Linked DNA regions of Homo sapiens: all the other regions are linked to region 1. Evidence: read pairs that join two places in POLR2A ChIA-PET (ENCODE). Cell type or tissue: MCF 10A. All regions are shown on one strand. Each heading gives the region's core, and the rest is flanking DNA. Links, peaks and the distances in the headings are about the cores only. Region 1 overlaps GAREM1 (GRB2 associated regulator of MAPK1 subtype 1). Region 2 overlaps GAREM1 (GRB2 associated regulator of MAPK1 subtype 1). Region 3 overlaps GAREM1 (GRB2 associated regulator of MAPK1 subtype 1). Region 4 overlaps GAREM1 (GRB2 associated regulator of MAPK1 subtype 1).

The links. Peaks named below come from ENCODE experiments on the same cell type or tissue, not always from the same donor. Only the 100,000 strongest peaks of a DNase experiment are listed, where the experiment ranks them.
Region 2: POLR2A ChIA-PET joins it to region 1 with 15 read pairs; 3 of 35 experiments call an interaction of 5 or more read pairs at or near these places.
Region 3: POLR2A ChIA-PET joins it to region 1 with 18 read pairs; 4 of 35 experiments call an interaction of 5 or more read pairs at or near these places.
Region 4: POLR2A ChIA-PET joins it to region 1 with 11 read pairs; 3 of 35 experiments call an interaction of 5 or more read pairs at or near these places.

What each region holds. Positions count from the first base shown.
Region 1 is chr18:32,368,817-32,377,125 of GRCh38, forward strand. The region is part of intron 2 of GAREM1 (GRB2 associated regulator of MAPK1 subtype 1); the gene reads right to left. Among named protein-coding and RNA genes, the nearest start is that of GAREM1, 98 kb to the right of the region's middle. RefSeq lists an enhancer at 3,750-4,044. In MCF 10A, for the core only: no CTCF peak of the experiment used is centred there; DNase peaks (open chromatin) are centred at 3,875 and 5,425.
Region 2 is chr18:32,285,185-32,293,493 of GRCh38, forward strand. It overlaps GAREM1 (GRB2 associated regulator of MAPK1 subtype 1), which reads right to left. Exons shown (of 6, transcript NM_001242409.2): 4 at 1,847-3,019. Among named protein-coding and RNA genes, the nearest start is that of MEP1B, 99 kb to the left of the region's middle. In MCF 10A, for the core only: a CTCF peak has its summit at 4,520 (motif pointing right); a DNase peak (open chromatin) is centred at 4,537.
Region 3 is chr18:32,313,360-32,321,668 of GRCh38, forward strand. All of the region lies in intron 2 of GAREM1 (GRB2 associated regulator of MAPK1 subtype 1), which reads right to left. Among named protein-coding and RNA genes, the nearest start is that of MEP1B, 130 kb to the left of the region's middle. In MCF 10A, for the core only: no CTCF peak of the experiment used is centred there; a DNase peak (open chromatin) is centred at 4,072.
Region 4 is chr18:32,303,724-32,312,032 of GRCh38, forward strand. It overlaps GAREM1 (GRB2 associated regulator of MAPK1 subtype 1), which reads right to left. Exons shown (of 6, transcript NM_001242409.2): 3 at 6,470-6,600. Among named protein-coding and RNA genes, the nearest start is that of MEP1B, 120 kb to the left of the region's middle. In MCF 10A, for the core only: no CTCF peak of the experiment used is centred there; a DNase peak (open chromatin) is centred at 5,218.

The sequences.
Region 1 (8,309 bases), core at 1,137-6,136:
AATCTGAGAAACTTAGTTTCCTGGTAATAACACCAGTAAAATTAAACCAACAAAAGGTAATGCCTAGCACTTCAGTTTAAATATAGTGAGCCAAAAAAAAATCTGCTTTGTGAATTCAATATAAAATATAATAATTGTCCATTTAGAAGGTGAACAATTAGTCTGTATTTGATCTCAACAGTACACCTATACCACTGTTTCTAGTGAAGATCTGAACTGTCGTGGCATACAAATGCTACTTTTATCATATTGCCTTCCCCACACATAAGTTCTACAGATGACTACATTCTGGCACAAGTGCATGTTATCAGAGACATCCTGAGAGTGAGTGAGTGAAAGGCAAAGCTAATTCCAAGTGTGTATTCACATTTCAGGGCCCATATGCTGCTTTGAAAGGTGCGGAAAGGCTTTTCACATCATGAATTTGGACAATGATTCCAATTACTTCATGTCGGCATATGTCAAATAATTTTTATACGTTTTTGAGCAGAGATAGTTAGGAATTAGTCAGAGAGTATTTCTGAAGCCTGTCACTTTACCAATCTGAAACTCTTTCCTTCTAATTTCAGCACAGACAGACTTTGTTGGTAATGTCATTTGTTGGAGGTTAAAAATGTGTACATTTTATATGGTTATGTTTTATCTATATGTATGATACATGGAGATGGGTGGAGGGAGGGATTTATAAACAGATAGAATATATGGAGATGGATGGAGGGAGGGATTTACAGACTGATCAGTATCAACCCCCAGAATCTTTTAAAATAAAAGAATGACAATTTTATGGTTGCTAATAACAATACTTTTGTTGAAAACATCAAGGATTCTTTTTTTGGTGGGAGGGAAGGTCAGGTATCATTCAAGCACATTTCTTTAATTTCTTCCTGATTCCCTAAACCACATCACAGGGCATCTTGTCAATAAAGAAAGAACCACCTATACCCTTAGGCTTCTTAGCATCACTCTGACACAATCATCATCATTCTGCCATTTTCCCTCTGGATATGGATTTGTCCATATTATGTAGACAGTAATGCGCAGATGACCACAGAGGCCTGGCCTCTAGTCCTGGGTCCACTGCTAACTGTGTATGTGTCCTTCATTTTCTTCAACTGTGAGGTTTGGGGGATGAACAAGGTGACCCTTCACTTAGAGCTGTAAGCTGCTACACGCATCACCAGAAAGAACCTGAGACAAGACTCTTAAACAGGTTGTACACGAAGAAAATTACAAAAAGTTTCCACTGACTGGCAGGGTGCGGGCTACTTCATGGCAATTTTAAAGTAAATGCGGTTACATCATTCATATCAACATGCTTTAAAAAGCGTAAGGTGGGCCGGGTGCGGTGGCTCACGCCTGTAATCCCAGCACTTTGGGGGGCCGAGGCCGGCGGAACACAAGGTCAGATCGAGACCATCCTGGCCAACATAGTGAAACCCCGTCTCTACTAAAAATAAAAAAATTAGCTGGACGTGGTGGCGCACACCTGTAGTCCCAGCTACCTGGGAGGCTGAGAAAGGAGAATCACTTGAACCCAGGAAGTGGAGGTTGCAGTGAACTGAGATCACCGCACTCCAGCCTGGCAACAGAGCAAAACTCTGTTTCAAAAAAAAAAAAAAAAAGCGTAAGGTGAATTTTTACCATAGGCATAACACACAATATTTACAATCATGTTTTGCTAAATTATTTAAGTCAATATTCTTTAATTTATATATCATATTCCTTTGGTTCCCAATTTTCTCATGCTCCTTGTGTATTTGAAATTCCAACATAAAGTAAACATAGTGTGGTGCATAAAACAAGAGAAGTTTCAATATGGCGTGTGCCCCTCCAAACTGATTGAGCACAATTCTCTTCATCTTCACCACTTAGATTGGCGATCAGTAATAGATGCTAATACTAACATTAAGATTATGTTCAAACTACCTGCTGTTTACAATTTTTATATATATACAGCCTATTGGCGATCAGTAATAGATGCTAATACTAACGTTAAGATTATGTTCAAACTACCTGCTGTTTACAATCTTTATATATATACAGCCTATTTCCTATCAGCAATCCAAACTACATAGACACATCATTGGTCTGAAAACTTACTGTCTTATTGCAAGCCAGATCCTCTGACAGGCACTAGAGATACAAAAGAAATTGTAGATGACCTCGAAGAGCTCAGGATCTACTGGGGGAAACAACAATGACAAATGTGGACATTTAGTGTCAGAAAGAGAGGATTATAGGAATGCCAAGGAAGCATCAGAAGAGGCTTCCTAGATGACGGGTGATGAAGCCCAATCTTCCAGGTGGAGAGGACAGCATGACCAAAGGAAGGACGTGGAGGTGACATGGCATGTGCAGGGAACTACACTGAACACTGCAGAGAGCCACTGGCAGGACCCAGGCCAGGGAGCACCTACTTGGTCATACTGGGGAGCTTGGCCTTTCTCTTGTTGGTCTGGAGATCCACAAAAGAATTTATGCCAAAAGTTAGAGGTGGATAGATTTTAAATACTGTGTTTTTAAATACCGAGGATTTAAATACTCTGATGGTTTATCTAATTTTAGGGGAACAAAACTGGAGGCAGTTAAAAGGCCCCTATAAGTGAAAAATGAAAAGAGTTTGTATTAGGGCAGCAGAAGTATGTTGTTGTCTTCTTAAGTCACATTTGATATGCAGAGAAGATAGAATCAGTGGGATTTTTAATCACAGGATGTGGGGGATGAAGTCGTGGGAGGGCTCCCAGATTTCTGGCTTGGGTAGGGATACCACCAAACAGGATACAGGAAGAAGAGTGGGATTAAGGGTGGGTAGTAAGTCTGGCTATAGAGAGTGGAGCTGGACACTCCTACAGACATATCCCAGGAGGGAAAGGAGTGGGCCCAGGATGGTACTCTGGATGATACCAAGTACCACAAGGAGGGTGGCACCGAGGGCAGGAGAGCTCAGAGGAAAACTAGGTGCATGTGGTGATGTCTTGGTAGCCCTGAGGTCCAGAATGCCAAGGAAAATGGCACAAGTGATAATCTTAAATGCAGTAGAAAGGCCCAGCTAGGTCAGGGCTGGGAAATGCCACTAGATATAGAAAGCAGGATGCATTGAGGACCTTAGTTAAAGCTATTTCAGTAAAGTTATGAGAAAGAGAGTCAGACCACAATGAGTTATGAAGTAAATGAGAGGTTATGAAGTAAATGAGAGGTAAGAGGTAAGGAATGGAGACATTTCATTGAGTAGCTGTTAAATGTAGAAACAGGGTTAAAGGTGGATCGGATTGCTTTGCTTTTTAAATTAATTGAAATTTCACTACCTACAGATAACCAACACTGACATTTTGGTGATGATCTTTTCATATATTCTTCTGTGTGTATGTGTACACACACAAAGCAGACAGAAAATATTTACTGTCAACAAGATTATTATGTACTAAGAAGGCAAATTAAATATTTACCCCAAGCCACCCTTTAAGTTATCAGAATTGTAAACATACACCTAAAAGGAAGTGTAGTTTCTCTTCTAAATCAAAACCCAATGCTTCTATGTGACGCACACTAATCTGCTTCTTACTACTGAGAAACAACACAGCACAGTCAGCCTAGGAAACAGACACACCCAATCCTATTGATTTTTAGATGTTAAAAATTACCCACTTGAAATGTTTCCAGGGGTTTAAACACAATCTTATGAGTAGAGCCCTAGGAGCTATGCCTCTGAAAACAAACAACCTTTTAGCAAGGGGGTACTGACAATATACACCCAAAGAGTGACACCCAGTGAGTCATCAGAAAGGGACAAGTCCCACCCTGTGGAGCTTCCACACCTGCCTTCTGCTTCATGACCATGGAAAAGAGCAACACACAAAGCTCTCTAGTGTGGTGTTGCAATGTCAACAAAACTGGGAATACTGGCTAAACTGGCCTAGTTAGCTGAATGGCCACTGGATTTGGCTTGGGTTTGCCCTACCAGGAAATGGGGCAAGAGGTCAGAATTGTAATACAGAGAAGGTGGCCCACAAATACTTCCGGAAAACAGAACAGGACATGGGGTGGTTCCTGTAGAAAACTGGGGGTTGTGTAGATTTTTTAGTAGAGGAGCAGAGCAGCTCCCAGGCAGCTTCATCTCGATTACAGCTCTCTCCCGCCTCACCCACATTCCTACTCTCACTGCTTAAGCTAATTCTCTTCCATAGAAGTTATCCTGGCAGACATCAGAGGAACATGTTTGACAATGCTTTTCTGTATTAATCACTCTCCCTAGTCTGTAAACAATAGAAGATTTACAAGTATTCATGTTGTATCTCTTTATATAGTAGATAAATATCTAATTTTTTATTTTTAAATGGAGAATGAAAAACTAAATAGTCAAACAGTCTAGCTAAAGGGGACACATAAAATTGTTGTATCAACTTGGAAGAGAATCCTACTTCTTGTTTATAATGTCAAAACTCAACTCTTTCTGAATATATTTTAATAAAAGGAAATAATACCTACTTAGTAAAAACTAAGTCCCATTTGGGAGGAGGGATTTCTTTCTACCACTACCCTAAGCTGATGAATGTCTGTATCCCCTACAAAATTCAGATGTTGAACCCTAATGCCCAACATGAAGGTATTTGGGGGTAGGGCCTTAGGGAGGTGATTAGGGCATGCGAGTGGAGCTGCTCTGATCAGAGAGACCCAGACCTACATTTTCTCTTCCTTCACATTTTCCTAAGAAGACTCTGACAAGAAATAGTGAAACAAATTTTCCAGGTCTTCATGGATACTTTCCCAAGCAAAACCACCTGAAAATAAGGCATCTGGAAGAATACAATGCCAAAGGCGACAGCTGACACATGCTCCGCTCCAGCCGCCCACAAGCATTTCTATAAGGATATCTCTAAGGTTGGTCACTAGGTGCCATCCTGGTTTCTTTTCAACCGCCAGAGAGATATGAACCTGGTAATTTTCCATCACCTGCTTTAGAGTGGACCAGATCTACTGCCAATGGTGTCAATGTACCAGAAGTCTCAGAATTATTTTATAAATCAGTCTTTAAGGTCTTATAAAACAATAGATGAGAATTCCTGGCAAAATGAACACACTGGTATCCACCTAAGTAAACCATGCCAACATAGTGTTCATTAATGATGACAATGTTCTTACAGATTTCACTTTGCCAATACACTCCCTGGGAGCTTTGAATGCTTAAAATCTGATGTGTGATTCAGCAGCTTTCATAAACTGAGACATGACTTGGTTGAGTTCTCGGATGTGAAATGTTTCAGCTTCCACCAAAGACCATGAACCCAGCATTCACACAACATATCTCCTATCAGATATTTCACACATGGTCTTCAAAGGCATGAGGAACATTCAAGTAGATATTAGAAAAGTGACACTCTGCTAAAGGCAAAATGAGGTCACACAGTCATAAATTCCTTTTCTGGGCAGCTAGCCAGCTTTCTACATTGCGTTCAGTCATTACATCTCACTCCACTTCTTGCCCTGGACAATAATTAGAGTGCTTCCTTTAATTTGCAGGTTGGTTTTCTAGATATACGTTTATATGTTCTTGGATGAACAACTGAACTCCCCACCTTCTCTGCAAGTTTTGCTCTCCTTGTCAGCATGTGCCCCTATGAGAATGTTCTACCTGTAGCTTAAGCTGCACTGATAGTAATCAAGTGTGCTAGACCTTATGCTAGACCCTTTCTTAGCAAAACAATATAGCTCCAACAAAAGCAATTAAAATTTGCATTAGTTTTACACAGGTACCTCTGGAGAAGTATGTATAACACGATAACAAAGGAAGACAGAAAAGTAGAGGATGAAAGGTAAAATGAAAATGCCTGAGTGATTCTAAAAATAACACTGTTCTGTATAATATGTGCCTTGAGAAGAACTTTCCATGGGAAATAAGACATATAGTAAGTTAACACCTGTTTGTGTATTCAACTGTTCAACCATTTAGGTATCTACCGTGTACCTGGCATACCACAAAGGTACTGTGAAGAATGCAAAGATAAATGAAATATTATATTCAAGAACTTTCAGGAAAGTAGCAGATATATGTATAAGGTATCTTATATACTGAAGTGCAGACATGGTTCCAATAGAGTGCCATCAAATTTAGAAGAAAAGGCCCTTTCAACAGGCTTAGAGATCAGATACCATTTATTTCAAGCACAAAAGACATCTACTTTCTCCTAAAGAAGAAGCTAAATATGAAGGTTCAGGAAATTCTAGTCCTACTAAAAGTAATGCTTTGCAATTATTATAAATTATATATACACACTAAATATATGTATGTAAATTATAGTTTACGAAATTTCTATGGTCTGAGATATATTTAATATTCCGAATATCTGGCAACCTAGGTATTATTATCACTATTTAAACATTTTAGGAACTGAGTTTTAGAAACAATAAAGGCAGTTTTTGAGGTTATAAGGCTGGTAAACTGTAGAGGCAAGCACTAGAATCTACCGATTCTACCTCTCCATAGCGACCCTGGAGTCTGAACACCCAAAAGAGCAATTCTAAATATTGGTGAGGCTGTAAAACCTAAGCTACATCAATACTGACTTCATATGGCCATCCCAGAGCAAAAAGGTTTCTTCACAGGTTCGTTTGAGTTTGGATGACCTTCATACCTTATTCATTCAGACCAATTAAACTGAGTCCAATGCCAGTCTAAATCTATTGGCTGTCATGAGATTAGTGAGTCAAGAATCACTTGAGAAACCAATCCATTCAAAAACTGCCAACTGGAGTGACCTTTCCTTGACTTAGGTCTCACACAGATACAGAATTGTCATTCTAGATATTCTGTTGGTCCTATATGCAGCCAAAGTGGAAATCATTTGATTAAAGGCAATCAAAGGAAGTTAAGAAGCAGTGATTTGGAATTGATTCCAATATTGAATAAATTATAAAAGACAATAGGATCTGCCTGCCTCTTCAATCCCATCTACATCTACTTTATATGGAATATAATCGATTTGCTCAAGATTCAGTACTGACTTCATATGGCCATCCCAGAGCAAAAACTTGATTGGGGCAGCGGTCTTCATAAAAGGGTTGAATATCACTTATTTTTCTCAAATCTCCACTGCTATAATCACTGCTGTGCAGCCACAAGTGGATTTCTAGGCATCTTAATTTCTAACAGAAGTCTGCATGAACTTAGTTGAATGTAAAAAAAAAAATCCGGGCAATAATCTTGTGAACATTTTATCATCATGCTTTATTATATTCAGGCAAATGGCTGAATTAAAAGTATAGTATGGATTAATAATTTCCAGAGGAAACCTATTGATAAAATCCTCCATGTAAAGGTAAGAGAAAGACTTTTAAATGTATAAACAAATTTACATATAACATTTAACATGGTTTTACATGCCAGTAAAGAATCACTTGTCTTACTGAGTAAGTGATGCATTGACGTCTCAAGATTTAATTGTCTCCACTTAGATCAGGCCAAGGACTTTACAGGGTAAACAAGAATGTGTCTTGGATGCTGCTCTGTACTACTTTGTAAAAATTACATTTTCCACTTGGTTATTTCAAGTATATCTGAAACATTATTGACGTTTACATCTCGTCACTAAAATCTGATATTAGTTATAATCTTTTGTTCAGTTGATTTACTTGGATTTTCTGGTGAGACAATCACATAAACTGTAAATATTTTTCTCTTCCTTTCCAATGTTTAAAATTGAATTTCCTTTTTTGTCTTATTACATTAACTACAAAACACTAGCAACTGGGCGTGGTGGCTCATGCCTGTAATCCCAGCACTTTGGGAGGCCGAGGCTGGTGGATCACCTGAGGTCAGAAGTTCGAGACCAGCCTGACCAACATGGCAAAACCCCATCTCTATTAAAAATGCAAAAATTAGCCAGGCGTGGTGGCACATGCCTGTAATCCCAGCTACTTGGGAGGGTGAGGCAGAAGAATCGCTTGAACCCGGGAGGCGGAGGCTGCAATGAGCCGAGATTGCACCATTGCACTCCAGCCTGGGCAACAAGAGCAAAACTGTCTCAAAAATAAATAAAAAAACAAATCAACAAACAAATAAATAAACAAAAAACAAAACAAAACAAAAACACTAGCAACAGCTGCAGGACACTTACATGATGTTTAGTATAAGCCAGTGTGTTAGCTATAACTCTTCTAAAGTATGTTAGTTACAAATTTATTTAATCCTCATGACAGATATCTATGAGATAAGTATTATTATCCTAATTTTAGAAATAATGAAACTGAGGCACAAAAAACGTTAGGCAACATATATAAGACCACACGGCCACTAAGGAGTTGACCAGGACAAT
Region 2 (8,309 bases), core at 1,630-6,629, 83 kb before region 1:
GGGCTTGTGCCTGATGGTCCCCAGAGGATCCTGTAAGGATCAAGGGCAAGTCCAGACCTGTAGCTGCTGGGGAGCTCTCAAGCCCTGCAACAGAGGGCCAGAGGTGGGTCCTCTCTCAGGAAAGCTCTGCAGCAATGAGGGCTCTTTATGGACAGCTAAGCGTGGAGCCTGGCACAAACTGCTGCCTGACACCCAGGGCTGTCCATGCCCTGGCACCAGCCTTTCAGCCACCACTGCCCTTCCTGCACCCTATCCAGCCCTATTCAACTGCCCCACAGAACTTCTTGTTTTCCCTCTTACATGCTTAAAGCTGCCCCAGCTTCCAGCTCGTTGCTCATGCTGCTCTGTCCGGAATGTCCTTCTTTCTCATCTCTCTACTCTTCCAATTCAGGTACATTTTCTAAACTCATTTAAAATGTCATAATCTCCATGGAGGCTCCTCTCATTCATCCCGCGACTAGAAGTTTCTCTGTCTCTTCTGAATTCTCCACACATTATCTCTCTCTTGTTTTCCTATTGTTTATCACCTTTTAACTTGTATTAACAGTCATTGCTTTTCATCTGTTACCTTCCCTGTAAAACTGAGACGTACGAGGGGATAGAGTCCAGGTTTTCTTGATGATTGTATTTCTAGCATCTAGCCTAGTAATTCCATAGTTTTTAAAAACCCGGTTCTGCATAGCCCCAGGGTTCCAGAAAGGTGTCCTAAGATCACCCGGTAGGGGCAAAGAGTGGGCAGGGACCCAAGGAAGACCCCTTCCCCACAATCTGTGCTTTGGTCAGGTAGGTTTTGATTTGAACTCTTCTATATATTGGGATTCATGTAATTCTTTTAAAAAGGATTCTTCTAGAGATAGAAAAAAGAAAGCCACTGTAATAGATACTGTCAAATAAATTAATAGAATTACACTTAATACCTCTAGCCCTTTCTCCCTCAGGGATAATGAAATTCAGTGATCAAAAATGAGTAGCAAAGGTTCAGAGTGGCTGCCAATTGAAGAACATGGTCAAAATAGAGGGCCCTTTCTCTTGTTCTAAACAGAACTGTACCAAAATTTTAGTTTTACATTAGAATCAAGCTCTGAATGAGTTATGTTTAAGGTGTTAAATAGAACTACCCTGGCACCTGGTTCTGGAGTGTGTGTGTGTGTGTGTGTGTGTGTGTGTGTGTGTGTATAATACATTAGCACATCCGCTATGCTTTGATCTCAGTGTAACTTCAGGGATATAGGAAAGAGTTATAAGTGAGGCTACTGCCTCTTGATTTTCCTCTGCTTCCCCTCCCACCACCAAATAAATTTACTCCTCCTTCAGTCTTCCCCATCACAGTAAATGACACTAATATCCATTCTGTTGCCCAGGCTAAAAATCTAGGAGTTTTCTTTGATTGCTCTCTTTTCTTCATGCCTGACATCCAACTCACAAGTAAATATTGTTGGGTTTACCTATGAAACAGTCTGAAGCAGCCGTCTCTCTCTGCCAGCCACTACCAGCTGCCACGGTTTAGGGCCTTACCACCTCGCACCTACCTTAATGCAGTCGCCTCTTCTCTGCTTCCCACCTTCTACTCTCTCCTCCCTATTATCCATTCTCCGGGCAGCAGCAAAAGTCATGTTTAAAACTCTCCTGTTAAAAACTCTCCAAGAGGTTCTCATCAGACATAGAGTAAAACTCTAATTCCTAAATGGTCAAAATAATCAAGCTAGCATGTGTATCTCACTCCAAACTAAACAAATTTGCTCACTCTGCAATCTTCAGTTGGGGAGTTTTAAGAAAATAAATTAGTGGATGACTGAGCAGAGAGACAGAAAGACTGGCACCGCATTCAAAAACAGAAATGACTTACGGCTTCAGATTTGGGAGGCACTGGAGGTGGAGGTAGGGCAGTATCTGAAGACTTCACTGCTGCTCCCAGAGTCCCAGGGATGGGAAGAGGAGAAGTCGCACATTTGGATCGGACAGAACCTCTAAACTGATCACATCTGTTCTTCTCGCTCAGAGAGCGAGTGAGAGGCTGATGGCTGGGCTTGCCTTCCTCCAGCCACAGCTCTTCGTAGGGAAGTTCTGACTTTCCCGGGATGCCTGCTGATTCTTCACTAGCTTCTGGGAAAAGGTAGTCGCTCCCACTATCTCCAGAGTCCTGATAGGGCAGGATGTCATGAGGAAAGGGAGCCCAATCTCCCCCCAGGTCCCTGCAACCATGAAGGTTCACCTCACTGTTGCCATGGAGATTGTTGCCATACACACAGACCGAGAGTCGGTGGAAGGACTGGGTGAGCTCATCGCGGGCGTAGCTGAGCGAATTGGGCACGTGGTTGTGGCCAGAGCACCGACCCTTCTTGGGGCTCTTGCATTCTTCATTCCAGTCGGTTTTCACATCACGGACAGCCCGTGAATACTCATCGATGTCGAACTGTTCTTGGCAGATACCTAGCCAGTGATGGACCAGGGTTTCGGGCCAGCTCTCTCCCTTCACCAGGTGTTCTGGGAGGCTGAACTTGGGGACAGTCAAGTGCAAAGGAAAGTGCATGGGGAGGATCTTGTTGTTCCGCAGCACACAGCAAACCACCACCGTCTTGGTCTGGATGTTCACAAACTTATAGCGGTGCCCCTCACGGATGAAGTGGAGGTCGTATGGGTTTCTCGGTGGAGGGCTTGGCACAGTCACATTCACAGGAAGCCTGGTTTTCTCCACAATGTTGCGGATGGTGTGTTCGCCCTCTTGCATCTGAAGTTCCAGGGGACTTCGGGTGCTAAATCTGCCCTTGCACTGGAATGGAAGGCTAATGCTTTCGTTGGTCCGGTGATTCATACAAATGAGGCACGGCATTTTGCCTTTTCCCAGCTTGCTGATGGAATTGAGCTTCCCAATCTTTTTGAAGATTGTGTTGAGTCGTGACTTTTCCTTGAATGTCTTTGCATAAAGGATTTCTGCCTGCCCCATTAGAGTGAGTTCATCCCCAGTACACAGGGTGATGTTGTAAACTTCAGTGTCTTCATTGCATTCACCTGAAGCAACCTACAATATAATAAATCACATTTTACGTTCATTTCCTTTGATCTATTCACGCAAAGAACTTCCTATTAAGACACACACAAATACACACACAGAGGAAAATGCTGCGCTTTTCTTTAATACTAAATTTAGACACCTCATTTCTTTTATTATACTTACGTGATTAACAATAACTACTATTTGTTCAAGATGATATTAGTTTAGAATCTTATAAACATCTCTTTTCTCTATATATGCAGAGTAATCTATCATATGGATACTAACAGGGATATTGTCATTTTTTCTTTTGCAGTTATAAATGTTTTCATGAATGCTGATGTAGAAAATTCCTTGTTTTTTATTATTTAAATTTTAATTTTTTACTTTTTAAAATTTTATTAAATTTTTAAAATTTGAAATTGAGAAAAAGAACTTAAAAATGTGGTATTTCTCAATTTTTTAAAAAATTATACATCCATTATTTAATTGGAAGAAATATTAAAAATACAAATATAAAAATGAAGAACTTCTATACTATCTTATCACTAAAGATAATCTGTCAAATATAAATAGAAAAAAGAAACAGAATTGATCCATCTATCTCAGAGATACAAATAGATACATATATACACAATTCTGTTACCTGAGTTTCTAACTGTATCCATTTCCCCCGGGCATATCCTTCATCAATAGTAATACTAACCTAATGTATTCCATTTTGTATGAATGTGCATTATTTGACTAGTTCCTTACTGTAAAATAAAAATATAGATGGATTTTTCCAATGTCTAGCAATTATAAATAGTACTGCAATGAACTTTTTTACAGCTCAATTATTTCCTTAGGATAAAGTACTAGAAAAACTGCAGGGACAAAAGCTACGCATATATTTGTTTTTTTGTTTTGTTTTGTTTTGTTTTTGAAGACAGGATCTTGCTGCCCAGGCTGGAGTGCAGCAGCATGATCACAGCTCACTGCAGCCTTGACCTCCCAAGCTTAAGGAATCCTCCCACCTAACCCTCCCAAGTATCTGAGACTACAGGTGTGAGCCACCACACCTGGCTAATATGCATATATTTGAAAGGTCTAATATGCACTGCCCACTGTGTTTTCATCAATGTTATACTTATTTATACTTTTATCACTTTATGAAATTATGTCTCCCTACACTCACACTGAAGTTTATTTCATGCTTACCAGCATGAGAGGTAAAGCATGCATGCTGAATATATTTTAAATATATTTATTGGTATATTCATTTTTCAGTATTTATCTAATTATTTAGATCTCTTACTGATTACTTTTTGTGTAAATGAAAATGTCATTTGTGCTATGTATTCTTCCATTTGTTGTTTGAATTGCAATTTTATAGCTTAACTATTAAAGTTGTTTTTTTTAAAATGTAGTCAATATTTTCAAAATTTTCCTTTGTGATTTCATTCTTGGGTGCTATGCTTCTAGCTGAGATGATATAGATTCATGATTCTGAACCAGGGGTGACTATACCCACTAGGGGGCAATGTTTGGAGACAGCTTTGATTGCCATGACTGGGGAAGCTGCTGTTTGCATCTAGTGGGTAGAGGCCAGGGAAGCTGCTCAATATGCTATAATGCCCAGGACAGCTCCCCACAGCAAAGAATTAGCCAGTGCAAAAATATCAGTGGTGCTGAGGTTGAGAAACGCTGGTATAATTACCAGTGTTTTCTTTTAATACTTTGCTATGTATCTCTATTTTTTGAATCCTAACCACTAGCCCAACAGGGAATGTAACTGTATTTACTCTGGTGGCTTATTTAAGGTAGGTTTTTTTTTGTGTGTGTGTGTAAGTTAACTGAGTGTTGAGTGCACTTCCTAAAGAGTCATCCCTTTCATCACTAATTTGCAGTGTCACTTTTACTGTATACTAATATTATATACTTTTATATCATAAATTAAAAATATATAAAGTATTATATACTAAGTTCATAAAATACATTCAAATATATACCTATATTTGCATTTATTTTCAGGCCATTTATCTTAGCGACCTTTCTATTTTCCCACTGTAACTATATTGTTTTTGTGTCTTCATCTTATATTTTCAGATCTGATAACAAAAGCCCTGACTTGTGTTTATTCTGACTCAAAAAGTATGTGGATGGCAGAAAACAAGAGAAATAAAGTCAAAAGTCAAATGACAGACTGAAGATATCTGCAAAACATATCACAGATAAAGAGCTAATATCTCTAATATACAAGCAGCTTTTTAAAAGTAAGGACCTGAGACCATCCTGGCTGACATGGTGAAACCTGTCTCTATTAAAAACACAAAAAAATTAGCTGGGCATGGTGGCACGTGACTGTAGTCCCAGGTACTTTGGAGGCTGAGGCAGGAGAATCGCTTGAACCCGGGAGGCAGAGGTTGCAATGAGCCAAGATTGTGCCACTGCATTGCAGCCTGGGTGACAGAGACAGACTGTCTGAAAAAAAAAAAAAAAAAAGAAAAATAGGCAAAATACATGAAAAATCAATTAACTAACAAGATGTACAATGGCTTTCAAACCTATGAAAAGATGTTCAACTTCTTTCCTCTAAGAGAAATGCCAATTAAAATTATACTAAGATACCACTTCTTACCTAACATATTGATTAAAAATTCAGAAGCTTGACATCACACTCAGTTGGTAAGGCTATGGGGTAAAAAGCATCCTTGTCCATAGCTGGTGAGAATACAGCATGATACAACCCGTGTGGCAGGGAATTTGGCAATATCAAGTCAAATAACATATGCATTTATCCCTCCATCCAGCAATCCTACATCTAGGAATTTACCCTGAAGACATTCCTCCAACAATATGAAAGTACACATGTATAAGGTTATTCACTGCAGCATTATTTGTCTTTGCAAAATATTGGAACTCATCTAAATGCTTAAATATAGGAGGCTGACTGAATAAACTACGGTACACACACTTCCTGGTACTATGCAAAAGACAATGAGAATAATGAATCCAAGGAATGCATATGAAATGACTTTCAAGAATATATTGTTAAATAAAAAAAAATAAAGTGCAAAAAAAGTTTATACAGTATACTTTTTTTTTGTTTAAGAAGAAAGGAAAAATTAGTATATACATTTTCTTTTTATTTTTGTTACCAAAAAAAAAAAAAAAAACCAAAAACATGCACAAGGAAAAACAGAAAACAATGAAACTGGTTACTTACTGGAGCTAGGGACAAGGGAGGAAATGATACCTTTCTGAGTATACCTTGCCACAGAGTTTTGACTGCAAGGATGTATACTAATGTGCTACATATTTTAAAAATTAGGTCAACAAGAATTTTTTTTTTATTATAAGTTCTGGGATATGTGTGCAGAACGTTCAGGTTTATTACGTAGGTATACAAGTGCCATGGTGGTTTGCAGTACCCATCAAACCATCATTTACATTAGGTATTTCTCCTAATGCTATCTTCTCTCCCTTAGCCCCCCACCCCCCAACAGGCCCCGGTGTGTGATGTTCCCCCAGTGTCCATGTGATCTCATTGTTAACTCCCACTTATGAGTCAGAACATGCAGTGTTTGGTTTTCTGTTCCTGCGTTAATTTGCTGAGAATGATAGTTTCCAGCTTCATCCATGTCTCTGCAAAGGACACGAACTCATCCTTTTTTATGGCTGCATAGTATTCCATGGTATATATCTGCCACATTTTCTTTATCCAGTCTATCATTGATGGGCATTTGAGTTGGCTCCAAGTCTCTGCTATTGTGAACAGTGCTGCAATAAATATACATGTGCATCTGTCTTTATAGCAGAATGATTTATAATCCTTTGGGTATATACCCAGTAATGGGATTGCTGGGTCAAATGGTATTTCTGGTTCTAGATCCTTGAGGAATCACCACACTGTCTTCCACAATGGTTGAACTAATTTACACTCCTACCAACAGTGTAAAAGCATTCCTATTTCTCCACATCCTTTCCAGCATCTGTTGTTTCCTGATTTTTAAATGACTGCCATTCTAACTGGCATGAGATGGTATCTCATTGTGGTTTTGATTTGCATTTCTCTAATGACCAGTGATGATGATTTTTTTTTTCATATGTTTGTTGGCTGCATAAATGTCTTCTTTTGAGAAGTGTTTGTTCATATCCTTCACCCACTTTTTGATGGGGTTGTTTTTTTCTTGTTAATGTAAGTTATTTTAAAACTGAATGCAAATGGAAACAAATGCAAAATCCAACTGTTTTTTAAATCAACAAAATAACCATTCTGGGGAAAGAGAAAATCCAAGTACCTTTGGAATGCTGTCTGATATGGTTTGGCTGTGACCCCAACCAAATCTCACCTGGAATTGTAATAATCCCCACTTGTCAAGGACGGGACCAGGTGAAGATAATTGAATCATGGGGATGGTTTCCCCCAAGCTGTTCTCGTGATAGTGAGTTCTCACGAGATATCATGGTTTTATAAGGGGCTTCCCACATTGCTGGGCACTCATTCTCTCTCCTGTCGCCCTGTGAAGAGGTGCCTTTCTCCATGAGGGCAAGTTTCCAGAGGCCTCCCCAGCCATGCAGAACTGTGAGTCAATTAAATCTGTTTGCTTTATAAATTACCCAATCTTGAACAGTTCTTTATAGGAGTTTGAGAATGGACTAATACACTTTGACCATATAATGCCAGTAGGGAAAAAAAGACCAATAAATATTCTGATCCTTTTGGTAGATTTGTTTTTCATAGGGATATGGGTAGAGAAACTCTGAGTCAAATTTATTTGTATTGTAAGATTGAATGAATGGCTAAATATATTGATGTCTTGCGAGTTACAGAGATTGCATTTTGGAAGGAGAGACAGAAATACGGAATGAAGAAGACCAGGAAAGGCAAGACAGAGCTCCTTGGGGTTTGGATTGAAATTAGAGGTATCTGTACTAACTCACACTTTTCAGCAGTTATACACACAGACACACATAGACACACAGACACACACACACACACAGACACACACACACACGTATATCTTAGTTTTTTTCCTTTCCAAGCAACCAGACACTGCCCAAATCATTCCCCACTGAGAGGAACCAGGGCTCCCTGGAGAAATGATGAATTCCAAGGGTAGGGCTGAAATGGTACAAGGTGTGCTTGGAACATTTTGTCATGCCAGAAAGTAAGGTGCTCATAAGATGATGGGAACATGCCAAAAAGACACAAGAACCAGCCTAAATGAGCTCCTACTGCTAAAATCTGGGACAATTTGAGCATCACAATAAAGACCACGATGAATTATAATCTATTGAATAAAACAGGAACACCTAAGTCCATGCTGATAGC
Region 3 (8,309 bases), core at 2,021-7,020, 55 kb before region 1:
CAAAAGCCATGCAAAGGAGAGAAGTCAGTGCATGCAGTTGAAAAAATGGAAGGATGGAGTTGTTGGTTATGATGTGGTCTAAGGAGGGACCATGTCTGCTAAAGGTTGAGATGGCAAACAGCTAAATGACTGAGAAGCCCAGGGGTATTAAAAGGATCATATTTCCAAGGAAAATCCTCCTTGACAAGAAGAGGAGTATATCTGGAGAGAATAACAGCAAGCCAGGAACTAAAATTATGTCACAATGAGGACAGAATCCTAGGCTTGGTAGGTAACTGACAACGATGGGGTAGTGGGTGATACAGTCTGATGAACAAGAGGTTTAAAGCCTGGTGGACAAGCGGTTTAAAGCAAAGAGTTTTTAGGGAATTGCGAAGTGGAATGGTAAAGGTGATGAGGAAGAATAAAGAGACCACTTATACTCCTCTACTTTGGGGCAAAAAATAGAGCTGCCACCTGAAAGGGCTTCTCTCAGGGAATATCCAAGTTTGGGCTTAACAAGATAAAAGTAATTTCAAAGAAGGCTTTAAGGATATAGAGGTTTTGCTGGTGAGGGACCATGAGGGAGGAGTTTTCAGGAGTTAAGAGGTAGGTGATAAGGACAATACAGAGGATGAACCTAGACATGAAAGAACAGCTCATATACCACATAGAAATATGTAGGGGTATGAATAATACATTTGAATATACAGTATGAATATGTTACAGTACATACTTTTTGACAAAAAAAGTTTTTTTTTTTTTTAAATAAGGCAATTTCAAAATAACACTTATTTAAACAAATTCTATCACAAGTTAAACTTTTCATTTGTCTCTATTCCTACCTGGTCCATGCACAAATTCTTAACAATTATGGTGTTCTACAGTTTTATACCGTGCCCTTGCCCACTGAGCTGAGCAATTCTCCATGCAATGACACCCATGTCTGCATACCATTTCATAATGGATTTAACTGTTTTTCCATTCTTACATGATTAGTCTAAGTTAGACAGATGCCTAATTTAAATGCAGACTCTGCCACTTTCAAGTTTTGTGGTGCTGGCAAGTTACAAATCCACTTGAGTCTTGTTTCCTCACCTGTAAAATGGGGACACTTCAAGGGCCGCCATGAGGATTAAATGATATGACGCATCCAAAGTATTCAGCACAAGTGACCATTCAACAACTCCTAGCTTCTATTCCTCTTCTCAAGATGCATACAGATTGTCATTTCTTGGGTCACTTTTTGTTGTTGTTTTTTTTTTTTTGAGACGGAGTCTCGCTCTGTCTCCCAGGCTGGAGTGCAATGCTGCGATCTCAGCTCACTGCAACCTCCGCCTCCTAGGTTCAAGCCATTCTCCTGCCTCAGCCTCCTGAGTAGCTGGGATTACAGGCATGCACCACCATGCCTGGCTAATTTTTGTATTTTTAGTAGAGGCAGGGTTTCACCATGTTGGTCAGGCTGGTCTCAAACTCCTGACCTCGTGATCCACCTGCCTCAGCCTCCCAAAGTGCTGGGATTACAGGTGTGAGCCACCGCGCCCTGCCAATTTTTTTGATTAAGAAATTATAGATTTGGAATATGAACACATTTCAAGCTATCATTAAGCCAGGTATACTTTCATGAAAACCTGCAAATGGTATCTTTTCAATAGTATTTAATAAGTTTAATTTATTGTAATTTTATGATGAGTATTTTAGAAAAATGTTCTCAAGATGCAGGGATTCATATGTATGCCAAACACTCATTGAGTAGTCTACAGATGCTCAATCTCTGAGGTAAGAGGTTACCTGAAAGCGTCATGCCTATAATAAATTTCATTCTGTCCCTTCAGAAATGTACTCACAGGCCAAGGATGCATCACTGCACCCTAATATATCAAACATTATACTATAGACTATCTAGCAGATATAGATACACTATAGTGCTATCTAGCAGAAATATAACAAGCCACATGTGCAATTACATATTTTCTAGTAGCCACATTTAAAGAGAAGAGGTAAAATTTAAATAACATATTTTATTTAAACCAATACATCTAAATTCAATTAAACATCACTAATGATGTATTATATAAATATATATAAAGTATATATAAAAAAATATATATAAAAGTATATATATAAATATATATAAAAGTAGATATATATAAAATATATAAAAAAGTAGATATATATAAAAATATATATAAAAGTAGATATATATATATATACTTTTGCATTAAGTCTTTCAAATCTGGTGTATGTTTTACACTTAGGGATCATCTCAGTTCAGACTAGCCACATTTCAAATGCTCAACAGCTCCATGTGGCTACTGGCTGTCATACTGGACAGTTGGTGCAGGTCTAGAATATCTCTGCATTCCCTTAAAACTGTGATTGCAGGTACTGTTCAAGTCGTTAAATAAAGATTACATGATACAATCCTCTTAGGGAAAAAGATGTATTTCCTGAAAAAGAAGAATGTTTCTTCTGATGAAATAAGAAGAGCTTTGTAATTCCTATTTTCCTTTTTGCCTTGTTTGCCATGATTGCTGATATTTTGGCCTAAATAACAGAGTCTTGGTTTCTTAATATAACCACCTTTATCCCCTTGTCTCCCAACTTGGGTTCTTGTTTTTTAATTATTTTTCTATTGCGTCTGTGATCTTGTACTATCAGTAGCCTCAAACATATTTTGGCATACAGAACAAATGAATAATCACTTTTGGTATGGTCATAGGGTCCATATTAAGCTGCATAGTCATCTGTGTTTTGTCATCCTATTGGACAGGAAGACTTCAGAATCACATATACATGGGAGCATGTATAAGAAATTCTACTGAGAATGATTAACACACACAGATAAGAGAACAAGGAAAAAAACTAACAGCTAAATATGGCCAAATGCTACAACTGTTAACATTTATGCACATAGTATATCAGATTAATAGATTCCTTTCATTCGTTCTTTCAATTGTTTAGTGAATACCCAATTGTCAGTTAATTTCTCTCTTCTCTTTTCCATAGTGTTTTCAGATCATCCTGGAAGATTTTAATTTACATATTTGTGTACACATATTATATTTTAAACTTTCTCTTGTGATGTTAAATTATTGAAAACCAAATACTACCTTACATTTCTTTATTTTTGAGACAAGGTCTGGCTCTATTGCCCAGGCTGGAGTGCAGTGGTACCTTCTTGGCTCACTGGCTCCCCAGACTCAAGCCATCCTCTTACCTCAGCCTCCCAAGTAGCTGGGACTACAGGTGCATGCCACCACACCCAGCTAATTGTTGTATTTTTTTGTAGAGATGAGGTTTTGCCATGTTGCTCAGGATAGTCTCAAACTTGTGAGCCTAAGCAATCTGCCCACCTCAGCCTCCCAAAGTGTGCTGGGATTACAGGTGTGAGCCACCGTATGCAGCCCTACTTTGCATTTCTTGCGCCCCACAAATGTCTTTAAAATAGAAATAGCTAAAACCTATAAAATATTTTCTTAATGTAATGTTTAAACACTAGGTCACAATACACATGCAACTTCCTATTGCAGGAGTTGGCAAACTTGTTCTGTAAATATTTTAGGTTTCATGAGCTAAACAGTCTCTATTCACATCTACTCAACTCTGGCCATGTAGGGCAACAAAATCAGCCATAGACAACACACAAGTGAATAAGAGCAGCTGTGCTCCAGAAAACTTTATTTACGAAAACAGGCCACAGTGTGCTGACTTCTGTCCTGCTGGAAGGAGTGGAAAGTATAGGTCAGGGCAGTGGCAAGACAAGACATTAGAAGTGAGAATGGGCCAGGCGCGGTGGCTCACGCCTGTAATCCCAGCACTTTGGCAGGCCGAAGTGGACAGATCACTGAAGGCCAGGAGTTTAAGACCAACCTGGCCAACATGGTGAAACCTCGTTTCTACTAAAAATACAAAAATCAGCCTAGAGTGGTGGCACATGCTTGTGATCCCAGCTACTTGGGAGGCTGAGGCAGAAGAATTGCTTGAACCCAGGAGGCATAGGTTGCAGTGAGCTGAGATTGCATCACTGCATTCCAGTGAGAGCGCTCTGTCACAAAAAAAAAAAAAAAAAAAGCAAAGCAAAGAAAAGAAAGTGACTCGTCCTTTTATTGCATACCACTGAACAGTCATACCAGAGTCTCTTGTAAGGTACCTGAAATCACATTCTAAGTTGCTCATGTTTGTCTTTGAATGGCAGTTTTGCCTTCAAACAGGAGTCTAATATCAACAAGTAAAAGCTGTAGAAGTGGACTTATATTAAAAGAATAATGTAAATAACCAGCAAACATGAAGGCCTACATTTTCTCACTGTGTTTTGCAAGATAAAATTTCTATGAACTTTTATTTCGCTGTTGCTTTTTTTTTTTTTTTTTAAAGAATGTAACATTCTCAGATTAGCCAACGTTAAGTACTCTGGGAAAAATGCTGAGTATTACTACCTCCTCTGTGATTGCTGTGTCCTGGAAATCGGAACTTGTTGGAGTCAAATCTTGGAGACAATCTAAAGAGTTAAGAGCCAGTTTCCTGCCAAAAGTGAAATCAATTTACATGACACATATTCCCACAATCCCCACATGGAGGAACTAATTTTTTAAGACCATTTCACGAATAACAGAGTCTTTGTGCCACCAAATAAAAACATTTGGAGATTGTTGAAACATCTGTTCTGAGATGTTACTGTCAAACTCTGTTCTTGAAAGGGAGGAAGCTGCATTGTCTTTCAGGAGCTTTGATGATTTCATAAAATGTCTCCATTGTAAGAGCTGTTCCATCTGCAGGCCCCTGAAAGTTCCAGGAACAAATTCAACACCAATGACATGCTCGCTGATTATGGTTTAAATAAATTTATGGTAATATTTAAAAAGCAAAGATGGAAGCTATATTTCATGATGTATTTCTAAAACTGTATTTCATAACTGACATTATGAAATAACCGTCATCTAGAAAATATCCATTTTGTGTGTGCCCCTCAAGATAGCCACAGTGAGTTATTTCAGAATGGATAACACATCAGCTAAGATGCTCCAAATCCTTCCTTCATCTAAGTTTCGATCATCTGTATGGGGCTGAAGGGACTAAACTTCACTCTCCTTTACTTACAGGGAAAGGTCACTTGTCAGAAATGAAAAGTGGAAACAAATTTTGCTAATTAAGAAGACAGCAACAATGCCGAGATATGAAGAAATAAAAGGCAGACTTAGAGGTGGTCAAATTCAGGTCTGTCCAGTTTGCTTCTGGTTGGGAAGTTAGGGTTAGTGCCACCGATGAAGATGCAGCTCCGCATGATGTGTGCCTCACTGTTCGCCATCACCAGTGGCAGTCAGCATGACCTGCGGTGGGCCCTCTTTTGCAGCTGTAGTTTTACTGTCTGCCATCCCTTCAGCATGGCAGTCTACTTTGTGTATCAAATAAAAAGAAATGGAATGACAGCTGAGGCCCACAGTGTCCATCTGTGGACCCACAACTCAAGTGAGCAACATTCTGTTGTCATCTCCTCCATGACTGGGAGCAGAAAAATGTTGCTGAAACCAGCCCAAAATGTTAAAGTAGAAAAGAAAGCAAGAGCAACAGAAATGGGACCAGAACACCAAAGAAACCTAAAAATGGCTAATGTGAGGAAAAAGATTAAGGAAAAGGAAGCCTAGAATGTTGAAAATGCCATGAAGGGGAGGGTCCAGGTCTGTGATTCAGTGTGGTACCTCCAGCATCATACCACACATGGCATAAAGCAGGTGCTTACTAAATAGTGAATGAATGAACTTTTCTTCTCTTACCTTTTTCAGAGACAGGCCACAGACAAACTTAGATGGTTCCAAGTCAACTGTACAAATGAAATGCATTAAAAATGGCTCAAATAACTGGCCCTTCAAACCACTGGCCCATATCCAAATGTGAAGAGATCAGCAATTCTCAAGTGACAGAAACAAGTAGCCAGTTGCCATTTTTCAATAAGTAAATAAACCTGGGTAGGAATGTGGACTTACAAAACAATACCAAAGTTCAAACACACTCTTGTATTTTAATCTTATGTATGCATGTAAGCTAGAGTTTCTGTGGGATGAAAATGTAAAAGTAGGATTGCCCCATAAAAGATATGCAGCACTTCATTTTGTATGGCACCAACCAATATATATTGCCTTTTTAACCTTTGTATAAATGTTCACCTCCACTAAGTGTATGAAACCTCATTTAACTAAATCCTTCATCAACAGTGAATGCTACCTCACTTGTTTCCCTGAGTAAGGTGGAAGACTTTTAAAGACTGCCTAACGTATGTACATGCCAAAAAATCCAAATAGTACTACTAGAGGGTGTAGGGTGAAAAAGTAAGTCTCCCTCCCAATCTTACCCTCAGATCTTCTTGCTGAAGCAGCTGCTATATAGTCTCTTGTACATCTGTCCAGAGGCAGTATCTGATATAGTATACACACATAATGCTACGCTTTTCAAAACAAATGGTTGCATTCTGTACAGTTATTCCATCACTGCATAAAAATCTGTCTCATTCTTTAAAAGAACTGCACATTATTTCATCCCATGCATATACCATAACTAATTTAACCAGTCTGCTATTGATAGACACCCACATTTATTCCAATCTTTTGCAGCCCCAGTGATGTTGAAGTTAAATATGCTTGTCCTGAAGGCTTTGAGTACTTAGTCCAAGTACATTGGTGGGAAAATGCCTAAATGAGGAATTGCTGAGCCAAAGGGTAAATGCATTTTTATTCTTGATACATATTGTCAAACTAAGAGGTCTGTGTCCACTTACATTCTTACAACGATGCGTTTCCTCATGCTTTTCCTAATAGTTCATTACCAAACTGAAAAATTATCATTGCCAGTCCAACAGGTGAAAAATAGCATTCCATTGGGATTGTAATTGTGTTCTTCTTATTATAAAGGACATAATTATTTTTATAAGTAATCTATGTTTCATATTATGTGGCTTTTCTGTTCATTTTCTTATTCCCAATCTTTGAAATTTCTGCTGATCTTAATCATAGTCTTAATGATAAAAACAAAAACTTGAAATTCTACAACATGGCATTCCCTATTTTAAAATCTGATTCCCTACATTACTTGAAGTTAGTTCCTAAAATTACTATTTTTTCATGGCGGAGGAAGTGGAAGTGGAGTTGGGGGAAAGGAGGGGTAAGGAACAAGTCTCAATACAAAGTCTCAAAACATACAACCACAGAGAATTGGAATTAAAACCAAAGAAAAGAAGGCATCAATCAAAAATAATGAACTGCACCATAGATAATCTGTGGTTATTTCTATTTATTTCTCCATCTGAGATTTTATAAAGCAAGTGGTCAGACCATTACTTCCAATTCTGAAACTCCATTCTTGAACTTAACTAGGCCCAGAATTCAAAACTCAACCATTCTGGGATCTATGTTCTAAGCAGCCAAACCATTTCACACCATGCAAACTGGTTTCCCTGTTTTTTGAAAATGGGAAGACTGCATTTTTCATTGTATCTCACTGGTTAATTGCTTCTTCAGAATTACCAGAAGTTTTCTGGGACAAATTTATCATAAACATGATGGAACCTAGAAAGGTCTTAGATTGAACATGGTTGCTAATACATTATGAAATCTCGGCACTTCTTTCCTTGAAATCTCTTAGTCCAGAGCACTCACTGCTACTATTCTGGTTTTGATTCTCATCACTTTGTAATGGTATTACTGCTTCAGATTTTAAGCCCGTTTCCATCTCTGCCCTTCCATTATCACATTATTCACCTTAAAATACAACCTAAAACAAATCCATCTCACTCAAGAACCTAAGTGTTCCATAAACACTTGTAGAATAAATGAATAAATAAACATATAATAGCTCTTTAATCTCTAACCACCAAGCCCAGACTCCTCTGCCTCGGCTTTTATTTAAGTCCCTCCATGATCTGCTCCACTTAGCTTATGCAAACATTTCCCCACCATCTGTGCAACCAGTACTCACTCTTTCTCCTTTGCCTTTGCTCATGCTCTTTTCTCAGTCTGTGCAAAAATATCGACCCTTTTAATGACATTCTGAGTTCTGTGCATGGCCGTCTTCCTCTCATTCCGCTTCTTTCCTCACTCTCTTAGCCCTCCTGGGGGAACTCCTCTATCATCCTGGCTCCAAGGACCACCTATGTAAGTTGACAATACATCAACCTTTCTCTCTAGCAGGATCTCTCCTAAATTCCACATCAGCCTATCCAATGGCTTCTCCAATGGCTCTCCCACAAAAATCTCAATATCAAAATATGCAAAACTAAAATCATCTTTTTACTTCCTGAATCAAGCGACCATAAAAGTCAGAAAGGATGGTCATCCTTG
Region 4 (8,309 bases), core at 2,387-7,386, 64 kb before region 1:
CCTGGGCAACACTGTGAGATGCTCATCTCTACAGAAAAAATTTAAAAATCAGCCAAGAGTGGTGGTGCATGCCTGTAGTCCTAGCTATTCAGGAGGCTGAAGCAGGAGGATCACTTGCGCCCAGGAGTTCAAGGCTGCAATGAGCTATGATAGTGCCACTGCACTCCAGCCTGGGTGACAAAGCATGTTTCTTAAAAAAAAAGAAAGAGGGAGAGAGAGAGAAATAAGAGAGAGGTGAGAAAAAGAAACAGAGAAAGAGGGAGGGAGGGGAGGGGAGGGAGAGGAGGGATAAGAGAAAAGAGGCCAGGCTCAGTGGCTCACCCCTGTAATCCCAGCACTTTGGGAGGCCGAGGAGGGTGGATCACTTGAGGTCAGGAGTTCGAGACCAGCCTGGCCAACATGGCGAAACCCCATCTCTACTAAAAATACAAAAATTAGCCAGGCATGGTGGTGCGTGCCTATAGTCCAAGCTACTTGGGAGGCTGAGGCAGGAGAATCGCTTGGACCTGGGAGATGGGGGTTGCAGTGAGCTGAGATCACACCATTGCACTCCAGCCTGGGTGACAGAGCGAGACTCTGTCTCAAAAAAAAATAAAATAACATAAAATAAAAAATAAAAGAAAAAGAAAGAGTAAGTGAAATAATCTTAATCTGTGGTGGGAATTTTTTTAAATGTGAAACTTAATTTTTTATGATTCTATGTTCTGAACCAAGGATTTGCAAACCTTATCTTACAGGTCAAGATGGTAATAATTTTAGGCTCTATGGGCTATATAGTTTCTGCTACAACTACTTAATTGTGCTGTTGGCATGAAAGCAGCCATAGATAATACATAAACACATAGACATGGCTTTGTTCCAATAAAACTTTATTTACAAAAACAGGCAGCTTGCCCGCCTCCTTACTAGACACTTGCAAAGTACTTGAGTGTATTACTTTACTTAATTCTGATGACAAATCTATGAGGTGGGTAGTATCACCTCCATTTTGTAGGTAAAGACACTGTGGGCTCAGGTCTTGTGACCCGCCCATGGTCAGAGTCAATGCCTGGGGCAGGGTTCTGAACTCACCCCTGAGTTCAGAGCCTGAGCCACTCTACAGTCCAACTCACTCTGTAGATCGTGGTGGCCTGCTTGAAGAAAAATATATGGCTTGAAAATTGTTAGTGCAGCTGTTTTTATTTTTAAAAGGAGGGGTATGGGCCTTCAGTTGGAATGGCCAACTCAGAAAGAGGACATCTTCTGACTTTGGAAGCAAACATGAGAAGAAACATGGTTGATGAAAAAACTAAGAGAGATAATTAAGAGAGAAAAAGCCTATTACAGTTAAAAAAAAACCCCACAAATATGCAGGAAAACAAGTAAACGAAAACAACATTCTTACCCTGAAAACTAAAAACCAGATGGATAAAGAAAAAAAAAGTGAAAGAGACAGGTGACTGCTATTCCCAAAACATGGAATTCCTTTAGCTTTGCAGGGATTAGAAGAGATATATGCAAATCATCAGTGAGAGGTAACCTGCCCACATATCCTTTTATTTTCTGTACTCTCTCATCTCCCACTTTCTGTTTCTACCACCCCAGCTGCTCACTCAAATGGACATACTTAGATCAGAAAATAAAGCTACTCCTGTCATTACCGATCTTACTGCCTAAAGTTAAATTTCAAGAGTTTTACACTCTACCACCACCTCCTATTTTGCATCTCATTTTCTCAAACATATCTATCTCATAAGTCCAGTTCTCATTGGGGCTACACTTCTATTCACGCTTGGTTAGCCAGTAGGGATTCTTCTTTTTTGTTGTTGTTTTTTGAGATGGAGTCTCATTCTGTCACCCAGGCTGGAGTACAGTGGCGCGATCTTGGCTCACTGGAACCTCTGCCTCCCAAGTTCAAGTAATTCTCCTGCCTCAGCCTCCCAAGTAGCTGGGATTACAGGCATGCACCCCCATGCCCAACTAATTTTTATATTTTTAGTACAGACGGGGTTTCGCCACATTGGCCAGGCAGGTCTCGAACTCCTGACCTCAAGTGATCCACCCGCTTTGGCCTCCCAAAGTGCTGGGATTACATGCATGAGCCACTGCACCCAGCCCCCAGTGAGGATTCCATGGCTCAGTGTGACCTGTCACTCACTCTAGGGCACATTCCATCAACACCTTTGCTGATCTCTGCTATACTCACTGGGAGAACCTCAACTCTCATTAAACTCAGCTCTCTTGGTCTACTCTATACCTGCATCGAGGGAGCCGAAAATGGCTGGAAGAAAGGGTAGTGCTGAGTAATCTCACTTGAAACTTACCTTGACTAAACTCTAGGACCACCCTACTGTACTGTCCTGGTTAACTCACTTTCCAGTCTCAGAGCTGATTATTATTTGCTTCCTATCAAGGCCACTCATGACCTTCACATTTTGCTAAATTTCATGGTTAGTTCTCAGTCCTCATCTAATTCAATTACTAAGTAGCATTTGACACAGTTGCTCATTCCTTCTTGAATCTTGGCTTCTGGGACACCATATGCTCCTGGCTGTCCTTCTACCTCACTGCTATCCTATCCAGTCTTCTCTTCTAGACCCCTAAATGCTGGGGTACTCCAGGGCTCAGTCCTCAGAGCTCTTCTCCTTTTAATCTTGTCTCTAGGTTAATGCCTCTCAACCTTGGCACTACTGACATTTTGGGTTGGACAATCCTTTGTTATGGGAGCCTGTCCTGTGCATCACAGAATGTTTAGCAGCAACCCCCCCCACCCACTAAATGACAGTAACATCCTCCACCCCACAGTCATGACAATCAAAACTGTGTACAGACACTGCCAGTGTCCCCTGAGGGACAAAGTCACTCCTGGTTGAGAATCACTGGTACAGGTAAACTCAACTAGACCCATGGCTTCAAACGTCTTCCAGAAGATGATGAGCCCCAACTAGATACTCTGAGCCTAGACTATTCTCTAAGCTCCCAACCTGTAGATCCAACTGATTCTTGATATCTCTACTTGGAGGTAGTACTGATACTTGTTTATGTATTTCTTGTCTACCTCCCCTACTATACTGTAATCTCCATGCAGTGAGGGACTTGCATATTTACTATTTACCCCCAGTGCCTGCAGTAGTGCTGGGCATATAGTAAGTGCTCAAAATATATTTGCTGGTTAAAGAATTAAACACTTAATGCATATGAATTCATTTCACGCAGTTAATCGATGGGGCCAATCAGGCAGATAGTTTTAAACACATCAAGGTATCTTTTAAAGACAAATTTTAGTTCCAAATTAAAAAGAATGTTTCATTTTTCAACAAATGTATAAATAGTACTAGTACTAGCCATTAAATTTAAAATTTGAAGTTAAAATTTTGCTACAGTTTGTGAAGAAACCCAGAACTAGAGTTCCCCTTTTTCTAATACTTTTGCTTTATTTTACATTCTTATTAAGATTAATTTCAGTTTGGACTTGTAAATAAATATATCAGGATACATATGTATATTTATTTCTAATAATAATGTCTTGATTATCATGATGCCAGGTAACTATCAATTTTTAACTGCAAGTGCTTTTCTCAGTGGTTTATCCTTTTGGTTTAATTTACGCTGTATCTGAAGTAGAAGAGAGAGGGTGAAATCTTCTAAGAAGGTTTGAAATCTTTCTTTTAAAAACTGCTTCTTGGATAATAGCTACATTTATGAGTAAAGAGTATTGTTTTTAATTTTTTCCCACCTTCTCCATGAGAATAACCAAAATCCCATTTCTTTAACTCCTCCCCTGCTAGTTCTTAGTTCTCACACAGACACAATAATCCAGACTTTTTGTTTTCTTTTTAAGATGAAGTCTCACTCTGTCGCTAAGGCTGGAGTGCAATGGCGTGATCTCGGCTCACCGCAACCTCTGCCTCCTGGGTTCAAGCAATTCTCCTGTCTCAGCCCCACCGAGTAGCTGGGATTAGAGGTGTGTGCCACCAGCCCAACTAATTTTTGTATTTTTAGTAGAGATGGGGTTTCACCAAGTTGGTCAGGCTGGTCTTGAACTCCTGACCTCAGGTGATCCACCTGCCTCAGCCTCCCAAAGTGCTGGGATTACAGGTGTGAGCCACTGTGCCCTGGCTTAATCCAGTCTATTTTTAATTGAAGAAGACCATGACTTCCAGCCTTTATTACTGGTCCAGGTGGTATCCAGACAAACTTTTCTATGACTATCCTTAGTTTATTTATTTACTTGTGTGTTTATCACTAAGCACAAAACCTTTTGTGTATTTCTTTATGTAAATTTCCTGAGGTTCCTATAACAATCCTTCTTTGAACAGAATTGAATAATGTTTTAATGATTCATGCAAGCTAGAGGTGATGGCACCTTAAAACTCCATAAGTAACAGACTAGAAATATTAAATATTTATGTTTGCACAGCACAGAACTCAACCCAAATCCAATTAGTTTTATGGATGCTATAAGCTCATACTTCACACACTTAACTGAGCCTTTGAACTCTTAAATGATATTCTCTATTAAACACATTTTAATGAATACATTCAGTCATGGTATTCTATATTAAAAAAAGAACTCTAAAATGTATAAATTTAAGTGTTATCCTCTCAGTCATTCTGACTTACTACAAATTCACCAAGAAAAGCTGCTAGAGGCATTTAAAAAAATAGTATACATGAGCAATATGTGGCAAAAGATGGAATGTTACATTTTAATACTAGAGAAAATCTTTAAAAATCACTTAAAAATTTACATTTGATTTCTTTATTAGCAAATGAAATATTTTTCTAGAAAGGAGTTTAAAACTACTAACTTTCTAAAAAAAACTTATTTTTTTTTCATTTAGAGAATTCTAAATATAAGTTTTAGGGAGAGATTTAAGTCATATCAAAACACTAATGGAATAGGATTTAACTTCTGACCAATGAGTCTAGGTATGTTTAAAAATGAACATGTTTGCACAAGTTTTCACTGTAAACAAATGCAAGCTGTCTTGACTGCTCATGTATTAGGGCCACTGAAAAAGTTAAAAACGATAAATATTTTTGTATGTAAGCATAATTTACTTAGTAAAGATTTTACAAAATATAAAATATCACTCATCTTAATAATAAAACTAAAGAGCGTAGACCAAAGCAGCTGTATTTTGGAACTGGAAGAAGAAATGACTTAGCTTAGACAATGAAATGGGCAGAACCGTTTCTCCAATAAGGGGCTGTCCTAGGCATCTCCTCCCTTTCCTGAAGAGTGTGGGTGGAATGACTCATCCACAAAGACACTGCTGCATTCTTGGGCCAAGACACCATGTAGTCTGTTTTTCACATAGAGTGGATTTCTAAGAAACAGGAATCTTGACCCCCTAAATCTTGAAATGTTTGGAAAATGTGATTTAGGTGGACTTTGGGCTGAAATGACATTAAAGAGAAAACCCCTTCAATGTGAACACTTTCTAAAGTGTTTTAGTGTAATTATGAGTATTGCTGGAGAAAATGTGGAAGATTTGCAGGCAATACGATGGGCCTGGTTGGTGGCTTGCTTCTCTGGTCAGTCCCTCTTCAACAGCAAGTCTAGTCAAAGGACCTCGGTCAACATCTGGACAAGGACTGCACTGTCCCTTTAAGAATGCAGAACAAGGCCAGACACGGTGGCTCACACCTGTAATCCCAGCACTTTGGGAGGCCAAGGTGGGCAGATCACGAGGTCAGGAGCTTGAGACCATCCTGGCTAACACGGTGAAACCCCATCTCTACTAAAAATACAAAAAAAATAGCTGGGCGTGGCGGTGTGTGCCTATAGCCCCAGCTGCTGGGGAGACTGAAGCAGGAGAATGGCATGAACCAGGGAGGCGAAGCTTGCAGTGAGCCGAGATCGCGCCACTGTACTCCAGCCTGGGTGACAGAGCAAGACTCAGTCTCAAAAAAAAAAAAAAAAAAAAAAAAAAAAGAATGCAGAACAAATAGAGCACAACAAACACTATATAGCTTTTCTCTGGGCAATATCAGTTTTCTCTATATATAGTGAAATAGATAGTCCACAAAGAATGGAATGAATACATGCTGACTTCAAGAAATGCTTAGAAACCTATTCTATCTTTGTATTTTTCCTCTCTTTCTTTCTTTTTAAATAAGTGTTTGGTATTATTTAGTTTCATCATATCCCTTTTGCTCCCAGAAGTGGAGATCTGGCTAAACAACTGTTACATATTAGAAAATGAAGTCCAAATTTTAAAAAATATCACTTATATGCCTCAACAGCTACAGTTTTGAACTCAGATATCAGTTTTAAATTCTAACAAAAGATAATGCTAATAAATACAGAAGCAGTCAGGGAGTCAGGTCAGCTACAATATATGTGGTTTTGGCTACTGCCACTAACTATTAGAAGATAAAACCCTCCTAGGAGACACAGATGAACACTTACTGTGTACATCCAGACTTGAAAGTTAAATTATCTTTAGTGAGTATAAATATTTGGTGCTTCAAGAGCTACTACCTTCACGTTGAATGTGATATCCTCCATGACGTACACGCGTTCAGGAAATGCCTTAGCCACCTCCTCCACACTGTTGAAATATTGCACTGGCTCCTTTATATCTCGGTCTTGTTCCAGCAGCTTGAATTGCCCTAAAACACAGGATAAACAGAAGAGATCTAAGATGTTTATGCTGGACTGCTGTTACCATGGCAACAACATCCTCTCTCTTTACCCCAGCCCTTTTTTTGTCAAAGATTCCTGTTCATCATTAATCTTTTTAAAAAGGCATTATGGGAGGTTCCATTAAACTAGAAGATAGATAGATTTTAAAATCAGCTTAAAAATGAAAATAAACTGCATTCTTTTTGTTTACATTGAGAGTTTATTCCCAGATGTCCAAAATCAAACTGAATGAATGCTTACTTGCTGTTTGATCTCAAAGTGAAAACTCACTTTGCTATAAATGGTTGTTTTTAACAGTAAGTTAAACATTGAAGTTACCTTGCCCATCAGTTGTTGTACGAACCACACATTTACATTCTAGAACCGAGTCTTAGAAGCCTGGGAGAGCTAACTTTTAAAAATTAGTATTAAATTTTTTTTTTTTGCAAATAGAACAAAATGATATAATGGATTCCTGGCTTTCACATAACTCATATTCCTGGTTAGAACAATATGCAGGTAATGTCTAGGGCTCATGAGCTGCTGTAATGTGTGATGCTGCTGAGGCAGAAGCATGGAGCAGCAGCAGACAGCTGTCTGGTGAGCTTCCTCTCAACCACTGAGCCTGCCGGCCACTCAGCCTCCAGAGCTCCATGTGGCTCCTTTCTTTCCTTTTACTGCTATATATGAAATTCATGCGAGTAGGCCATATCATGGTCTCCACAATTTACAGGATTTATGAAGAACTTTGAACATATTCCTAAAATATCAAGGATCTATCATGTTGTTGTTTACATTTTCAGTATCTGTGACCCTGCTACAACATTTGAGAAGAACTGTTTTCAGTTTGGAATAAAAGACCATATGCAATCATATCAGGGATACAGTGTTTCTTAGTAGTTATTTTCTGAATCCTGGCTATAATATAATACTCCAGAAACTTAAAAGGAATTAAAAGCTATCATGGGAAAATCTCTCAGGCAGAAATAGGAAAACTTTCATTCATATTCTCAACACAATTTTTTAGCATCTACTAGGTGGAGACATTATTCTAGATGCTGGAGATCCATCAATTAATGGAATTAACACAAATCTCTGTTCTTCCAAAGCTTACATTCCAGCAGGAGATGGATACTATAATACATGAGTAAGAGTATACCATGGTAGAAGGTGAGAAATGCTATTAAATTTAGGGCAGGGTGTGGGGGATGGAGAGTGCAGGGAGACCAATCAGTATTGCTGAGATGGTGACCTTTGGTGTAGGTGAGGGAGGGTCGTGCTTGGTAGTTGCAGTTAGAGGTCTCGGAATTCTAAGACTAGGCAACAGTCTGCCCAAAGACTCTCAGGTGGGTGGGCTGCCTGCCTGGCATGCTGCCACTATGGCTGGAGTGGGATAAGGGAAGAGGGGAAAGAAAGTTAGAGCAGTAGCAGGTGGTCAGACTGTATATGCCTTTTAAGGAGTTGCACTCTTCACCTGAGTGGAATGGGGATTTGAGCGGAGAGCTGGTGATCTAACCAATGCTACAGAAGGATCCCTCTAGCTGGCATGTTGAGAAGACCATAAAGGTGCAAGGCACAGAGGCAAGTGACACCAGGTAGAAGGCTCCTACAATAATTCAGGTATGACATGGCAGGGGCTGGGAAGTGGTTAAAGTGTGAGGACCCTGGCCTGAACAACTCTGAACAGAGCTGACAT